2 separate regions of the Mus musculus genome follow, and region 2 is linked to region 1. The links are chromatin loops, found by intact Hi-C in ENCODE. Cell type or tissue: gastrocnemius. All regions are shown on one strand.

The links. A loop is a pair of places that touch in the nucleus more often than their neighbours do. Peaks named below come from ENCODE experiments on the same cell type or tissue, not always from the same donor. Only the 100,000 strongest peaks of a DNase experiment are listed, where the experiment ranks them.
Region 2: it touches region 1 in a loop (8-fold over the local background); 7 of 42 quality-filtered maps call a loop at or near these places.

What each region holds. Positions count from the first base shown.
Region 1 is chr7:142,144,613-142,148,612 of GRCm38, reverse strand. No RefSeq gene overlaps it. Among named protein-coding and RNA genes, the nearest start is that of Gm45337, 2.0 kb to the right of the region's middle. In gastrocnemius, a CTCF peak has its summit at 2,392 (motif pointing left); a DNase peak (open chromatin) is centred at 2,384.
Region 2 is chr7:142,282,931-142,286,930 of GRCm38, reverse strand. It overlaps Gm45889 (a long non-coding RNA gene), which reads right to left and starts at 3,717. Exons shown (of 2, transcript XR_870059.2): 1 at 3,465-3,717. B130016D09Rik (a long non-coding RNA gene) reads right to left here and starts at 3,468. Exons shown (of 1, transcript XR_003946899.1): 1 at 1-3,468. In gastrocnemius, CTCF peaks have their summits at 1,503 (motif pointing right), 2,083 (motif pointing right) and 2,807; DNase peaks (open chromatin) are centred at 1,559, 2,066, 2,505 and 2,785; H3K4me3 peaks cover 1,866 bases; H3K27ac peaks cover 1,734 bases.

The DNA.
Region 1 (4,000 bases):
CAAAAAGCCAAACTTAAGACTAGTGGGTCTAGACAAAGGCCTGCAGGAATGAGATGAAGGCAAATCAGTCATTTGACAGTGTGAAATGTTCCAAGACCTGGGCAGTATATGAATAGACCAGTATTGAAAGCATTTAGAATCTCAATAGACATGGCCAAAAAAGGGATTTCTTTCCTATGATAGAGTTAAGCTGTCAAGTGCACAGAACAAAAGAAAGTATTGAAAAGTATTGAAAGTATTGTGCTTACAAAGGCAAACCCCTGAGTAATAACAGATTTATTGGCAGAAACTCTAATAGCCATTCTGGCATGAAATAATGTATTTCAAACTCAGAAAGATAATAACTGCCAATAAGGACTACTATACCCAGCAAAGCTATTCTGCAGAACTTACAGAGAAATAGCGATCTTCTAAGATATGCATAAACTTTAAAAAAAAAGTATGCCCATAGCCAGCTTTCTAGGAGAGACATAAAGGAATCCCACACATAGGGAAGAGAGAAACACAGTCCTGAGAGCTCAGGGAAGACTAGATCATACTAGATCATACTAGAGAACACAGAGATGAAATGGGGATTAAGGCAGAGATGACATCATGGTCAAAAGCATGTACTGCTCTGCAGAGCACCAGAGCCTGGTTCCCAGCACCCACATCAGGTGTCCTGTAACTGCAGCTCCAGGGAATCCAAACCCCCAAGTCCCTCTTCTGGTTTCTGTGGAAACTTCACATACATGATTGATATATATATATATGCCTGTAAGCAAGACTGTGAGGACTTTTCCTGATGAATGTTTGATGTGGGAGGGCCTACCCTGCTGTGTGTACCTGGGCAACTAATCCTGGTTTTTATAAGAAAGCAAGATGAAGGGCTGGAGAGAAGGTTCAACAGTTAAGAGAACTGGCTTCTCTTCATGAGGACTCAGGTTTGATTCCCAGAATCTACATAGTGGCCACAGCTGTCTGTAACTACAGTTGCAGAAGAGCCATCCTCTTCTGGTCTCTGCATACCATGCACACTTGTGGCACACAGACTTACATGCAGGCAAAACATTCATACACATAAAATACAAATAAGTCTTTCAAAAAACTAAATTGCTGAAAACATACTCCCTGGCAATCAGGACACACAATGGGGAGAGAGAGAGAGAGAGAGAGAGAGAGAGAGAGAGAGAGAGAGAGAGAGAGAGAGAGAGAGAAGGAGGAGGAGGAAGGAAGGAAGGAAGGAAGGAAGGAAGGAAGGAAGGAAGGAAGGAAGGAAGGAAGGAAGGAAGGAAGGTAGGAAGAAAACTGGAAAGAAATCTAGGAAGGAAGGAAGCTTAGCAAGCCAAGGAGAGCAAGCAGGCTACATTTCTCCACGGTCTGTTCCTCCCTACCATAAGTTGCCTTTGGTCAGAATTTTTTATCACAGAAACCAAACCAGGACAATGCATTTTAAAAATAATATACCACAGGCCAGCAAGATATCTTAGTGGATGAGGGCACTCCCTGCCAAGTTTAATGACCTGAGTTTGACCACTGAGACCCACATGGTGGAAGGAGAGAACTAACTCCTTCAAGTTATCCTTTTACTACCGGTATGTGCCTTGGCACATGTGCAATAATTTTTAAGTAATAATGGAGACTACAAGGTTAGACTCTGCAAGTAAAAATGCTGATAAGCTGAAGTGTTACACCGATCATGTGAAACATTTAAGATTTCCCTAGACCTGAAAAGAACTAGGATTTTTCTTACATTTTATTTTTTATTTGCACACACACATGCAACCACATTTGTCTTTTTGTGCACCACATGCACACCTATACCCAAGGAAGCCAGAAGAGAGCATCGGGTCCCCTGGAACTGGAGTTTCAGGCTGCTGTGAGCCACCATGTTTGTGCAGGGAACTGAATCTAGGGCTTCTGGAAAAGCTGCCAGTGTTCTTGATCCCTAAACCAACTTTCCAACCCCCAAACTGGAGTTTTAAATAGCAATACAAAAAGCCAAAATAAAATTTTAAGCAAGCACTCTATTCTCTCAATAGAGAATAGATTCCTGCAGCTGTGTCACTTGAATCTGTGATCACATGGTCAAAACTTACATCAGGGTAAAAAACTATGATGGGGTGGGTTTTTAGATCATTCAAGAAAATAATATTGTTTTCTAGATTTGCTGATGTTTTCATTGTCAATCTCTTCCAAACCCTAATTTTTTATGATTGCTTTTATTATTCTCATTATTAAGTATGTCACAGGCACACCTTTCTGAATTGAGTATTAGCCCCCAAAATCCCAGAGACATAAATTTAAAAAAAAAAAAAAAAAAAAAAAGTGGCTAATCAGAAGATGAGACCAGATTCAATTTAAGCAGGTTTACTCAGAGTAACATGTGACTTAGCACCCCCTGGTGGTGAACTACACAAAACCCCAGGTGACCAGAAACTTGAGAAGGACAAAGGCTTAAGCCCTAAGATCTTTGGACTGAGTCCCTCCACCTTCTGTGACACGGGTAAAAACACTACTCCACACTACTAAAACACCAGCCCTAGGCATACTATGAAGCATGTCCTCAAAGCCCTCAGACTCAGATTGCTGGGGTCCACAGCTGTTCCAGGGACTAGCTCATAAGGAAAGTTCTAGAACTGTACTGAGAGTCTCTGGTGAGACCCTTAAGTGTTCAGTCAGATCAAAAAGTGGGGCCTATGAAATGGTACATGTGCCCAGGCTCTCCTCAGTTGCTGGGATTCCAAACACTAGTCACCTCTCCCTTCCTTCCTTTCTCCCTTTTGAGAGACAGTGGTTCCCTATCTCTATTCCTAGTTTCCTCCTACAGAGAAGTTATGTCATAAGCCAGATGGCAAGGAAGCATTCTTCCAGCTTGGAACCTACCAGAAGTTTCATCCAAGGGGCAGCTTCCAGCATTGCCTTCTTCCTCTCCCACAGCCTGAGACGATGGATGGCAGAGAACTGAGGCAAGGTGGAACCTACGCACACTAAGCCTTTCCCTGCCCCAGGTTCTTTGCCTGCTGTCGCCTCCTTGTGGAATATCTAACCAGACTAATAGAATCACCTTTCCAGACTCCTTTCCTGCTCTCTCTCTCTCGCTCTCTCTCTCTCTCTCTCTCTCTCTCTTTCTTTCTCTCTCTCTCTCTCTGTCTCTCTCTCTCTGTCTCTCTCTCTCTCTCTCTCTCTCTCTCTCACACACACACACACACACACACACAAACACACACTGGTCTTCAGGACTGCAGACTCACTCCTCAGTCAAAGTCCCCTTCTCAGATTATGGAACAGAACCATAGAAGACAATGATGGTGATGGTGTCCACTTACCTGGCCTCACTGGGATGGGTGCATGAGGAGTCACCCAGTCCCTTCCAGTGTGGAGTAATTATTCCTGTTGGGGAGTTATTCTTCTGAGATGCACCAGACGGCTTACAGTTTTCTCACTGAACCCATCCCTCCTACCATGCTGAGCTGACCTGAGACACACCTCAGCCTGCCTCTGGACATGGCTATGAGCTCTGCAGCACCAAAGGGGTGTGCCTAGGATACTGGGAGGACCTATTGTGTGGGAGGACCTGTCAGAAGCTCTCTGTCCTCCCTGATCAAGGCAGGACTACTTGCCATCCTCTGCCTTCCAAGTTGGACTTAGGTCTTCATGGAGCCGGGCTCTGGGGTTGTTCAACATCCACAGACAGGAAGGATCTTCACAGACTAAGCTACACCCAGGCAAGGACAAGGGCCAAGTTCACACCAATGACATCCTCTCCGAAATGTCCCTGCAGAAGCTGCAAAGAAGTACCTAAGGAGCATATAGGTCACTGGTGGTACATGTGACAGACCTGCACCTGAGACTCAGTCAACACAAGACAATCCACAGGAGGTAAGGAATAAGCAGCAGGGAGGAAAGAGAAAACAAAGCCACAGCCAGGGAAGGACACAAACAACAACAGGGAAGTGACCATGTGCAGCCTCACACCTGACCTGACCAGGGATATAAAGGTCCAGGCTCAGGAGCCTCC
Region 2 (4,000 bases), 140 kb before region 1:
CTCCATTGGAAGCAAGGAGAAGGCCCTATACAATTAGCCACTGGGAGGGTAAATGCAAAGTGTTTACAATCTTCAGGATGAAGAGGAATGGAAAAGAAACAATCTTTTAAATCAATCACTAATTTTGCATATTCCCTGGGAATAGCCACTGGAGAGGGGATCCCAGGTTGTAGGGCCCCCATAGGGACCATGGTCTTATTAACTGCTCTAAGATCTTGTAACAACCTCCATTTACCATTTCGTTTTCTTATAACAAAGATAGGGGTGTTCCAAGGCGAAGTGGAAGATCCAATGTGTCCAGCTGCCAACTGTTCCTGCACTAACTCTATGGCTGCTGACAATTTTTCTGCAGGGAGGGACCACTGGTCAAGCCAGACAGGGGTATCATCTTTCCATGTAATCTTATCTGTCTGGCGTGCAGGGAGAGCAATGGTCCTTATGAAAAATGGGAGTTGTAACCTAAGCCTGCACGATCCATCTTGGGGGCGGCCTCTATTGGTGTAGGCCTCCCTTGGCTGTTTTTACCCAGTCCCTGTCCAGGGAGATAACCCTGGGTGAGCATTTGTTGAGTAATGACTTCATTGGGACTGCACATAATGAGTCTCATTTGAGAGAGAATGTCTCTCCCCCATAAATTAACAGGCAGACCAGGGACAACATAAGGCTGAATAGAGCCAGAGTTTTCCTCACCATCTTCCCAAGTCAATAACTGTGAACTCTGGAGAGTATTTTTTGATTGTCCAATTTCCTGTAAATGAGTTAAAGAGGCCTTTAACAGCCAGGCAGCGGGCCAGGCACTTTGTGAGATTACAGTGGAATCAGCACCTGAGTCTAAGAGGCCCTCAAAGCTCTTGCTGTTTATCTTAAGGCAGAGTGTAGGGCGGTCTTTGGTAATTGCTTGGAACCAGTAAAGGTCTGATGACCCTGGCTGCGAGGAGCCACGACGTGTGCCCATTGCTGGATAGGAAGTGTCTAAAGGATAGGAAGTGTCTAAAGGTAGAGGCAGGGCTTGTGCTAGACGTTGCCCTTTGAATATAGATATTGGACTTTGAGAGGCACTAACTAAAATTTTAATTTCTCCAGTGTAGTCATTATCTACTAATGAGGGATGGACAGTAAGTCCTTTTAAAGTAGCGGAAGCACGCCCTAATATTAGAAAATAAGTATTGGGTGGAGGAGGCCCATAGACCCCCTGAGAAGGATGTGAACGCCATCCTCTCACGGGGGGCGTGGGGGGGGGGTGTTAAAACTGAGTCCAAAAACAAGTCCAATCCTGCGCTACCTGTAGTGGCTCGGGAGAGACCAGTGGCTGTTTTGTCTGCCGGCTGTTCCCTGTGGCTGGAAGAAATGGGGTGGTTTTGGGGAATCTGGGATGTCCCCCATACCTGTTTCCCTAAAAGGGAGGCAGGAGATTCCCAGAAGCATCTGTTGGGGATCGGCAGGTGCTTGCCCAATGTTTGCCTTTTTTGCAGCGTGGACAAAGAAAATTGGGCCGTGTAGGCCGAGAAGAATAGTCAGTAGGTGGTGCTGGAGCACCGTTAAGGGAAAGCGCAGTGGGACACTGTCGTGCGAAGTGTCCAGGCTGACCACATTTAAAACAGCTTTTCTGCCGGCTGGCTTGCTGAAGAGCCGCGCCTAATGCCATAACAGGCTGAAGAGCTGCACCCATTGCAAGACTGACTGTCTGGGACATTTTGTGAGTGAACATATCTACATCACGGCAAAGATGAATCATCTCATTAAGATCCTTGTTTCTAATCTTACCGCGCAAGACAGCTTTGCATGCCGAATTAGCATTTTCATAAGCCAATTGTTTAACAAGTTTATTGTCTGCATGACCCAGGGTCCTCTCTGCAGTCTCAAGCAAACGACTCACAAAATCACTATAGTCTTCCTGGGCTCCTTGAATGACTTTGGTTAGAGGCGTAATAACTGAACCTTTCATAGGAATACCGCGCCAAGCTCCCAGGGCTGCATTAGCAGTCTGAGCCAAAAGACCCACAGAGAAGTGTTTTTGCCTGGCTTCTGTCGCGTATTTACCTTGACCAGAAAGCTTTTCAAAGGTCCAGCCAGCAGATGGCGCCCGAGGATTTTTCTGATTAGCCACTGCAATTGTCTGGCACCGATCGAGGAAATCGGCTTTCCATGAGAGAAATTGCCCGCGTGTTAACACAGTTTGGATTACTTTGATCCACTCACTAGGGAGCATATGTTCGCCTCCCGGAAGAGCTTCTAGGAGCGAAAGCGTGTAGGGGGCAGATGGGCCATAAGTTCTAACCGCAGAGTTAAGCTCTTTTAAGAGCTTAAAACGTAGTCTGCGGAATTCTGTTTGTTGGACAGGAGCAGAAATTTGTTCCTCTGGCTCACGTTCTACTTCGTTTTCACACTCATAATCTTCTCCGCCCTCGCTGTTAGTGTCCGAGGAGAGGTCGGCCTGGGGCCTTTCTAAAGGCCCAATTTCTGCAGAAGCAGATTCGGCACGGGTGGCTGGGGGCTGTGTCTCCGCCGTAGAAGTGGGCGGGTCGTAGCTAGCAGCTCTCGTGGAGCGAGTAATTACGGGGGAAGCCAATGTTTTAGTTTTTACCGCTCGCGGAGCTTTCTTTTTTACGCCGCCCGAGGCTGAGGCTGGGGGAGGGGCAAGGATAGTCTCTTTTAAAGAATTTTGGAGTGAAGCGAGCTCTGTGGAAAGGCGGGCGTACTGTTGCTGGAGCTCTAAAACTTCTTGTAATCCTGCTACCTGAGACGCGAGCTTGTCTTTAGCATCAATGAGAGTAGGGACCGGCAGCGCCTGGGGCCACGGCTCGGGAGCGCAGATTGGTGGCAGGTAGGACGAGGCATTGCAGGGAGGAGCTGAAGCGCCCGGCAATCGCTCGGGCTTACGGGGACGGACTATCTCTTCCTCTAAAGTGTCTGTGTCCCCAGAAATTAAAGGGCTTTCAGCCAAAGATTTTTTAAATTCTAGATTGATCAGTGGCGGGTCAGCAGGCAATGCGCTTACCGGGATATGGGGGTAGAGAGCAGTCTGCAGGACTTCGGGCCTGTCTGCAGCTATTGGAGGCTTTTTAGTAGGGAGGGAGCTCTCTGAAGCTTCCAGAGACAGGGGACAGAGGCAATATTCTGCCACTGACAAAGGCTGCTGTTTCTCTGGATCATCAACTGCACTTTGTATTAAATCACGGATTAGACTCCAATAAGTAAATATATTTGCAGGAATAGCATCGGGGTCCTGCTTTGCCAAAATTTCACTTAATTCTCTTCCTACTCTTATCCATTTCTTACAATGTATCTCTGCGCCATCTATAATAAACCATGGACCTGCCTGGTCTATGAAAATAAAAAAGTTTATCAAATCTTTCTTTTTAACTCTAACTCCTCTTTCCCTGAGAGCCACCTTTAAGCCTTTTATAAAGGCTGCCTCTTTAGAAAGCTTAGTTCCCATTTCTCAGTGGAGATGAATCACTTACCAAGGATTTCTCTCTCCGGTGAGCTGCTGAAGCAGTCCTTCACTTCTTTTTTCTTGGGGTCCCTACGAACTTCTCTGGGGGAGTCAAACTCCGTAATCTCCACCTAAGGCAAAACGCTCCGAACCTCAGTTAGGCGCCACTTGTCCCACCCAGCAGGACCCAGTTCTTCCTGGGTGCAAGGGGGACCACAAACCTGAAGAGAAATGCGAGGAAAGGAAGGAGACGCAGAGACAAAGAAGGGTTCCTATCAAGGTCTCAGTTTATTAGGCTGAAATGCCAGGTTTTAAGGGGAATAGGGAGGGGTTGAGGGGGATCAACTAAGAACAAAGAAGTGGGCATCTGGGGACATGAAGGCCTAATTCAAACTGCAGGCGGCCAGGCACTCTTATCTCTGGAATGTAGAATCCTCCTTAACAGCCTTGGGTGTCAGGCTGGGCTCAGCTTGTAACTCATGTCCTTTGAAGTCTTGGGAGTCAGGAAGAGATAAGGAAGAGGGGACTATAATTCAGCTTTTTACAGCCTCAGGTGCCAGGAAG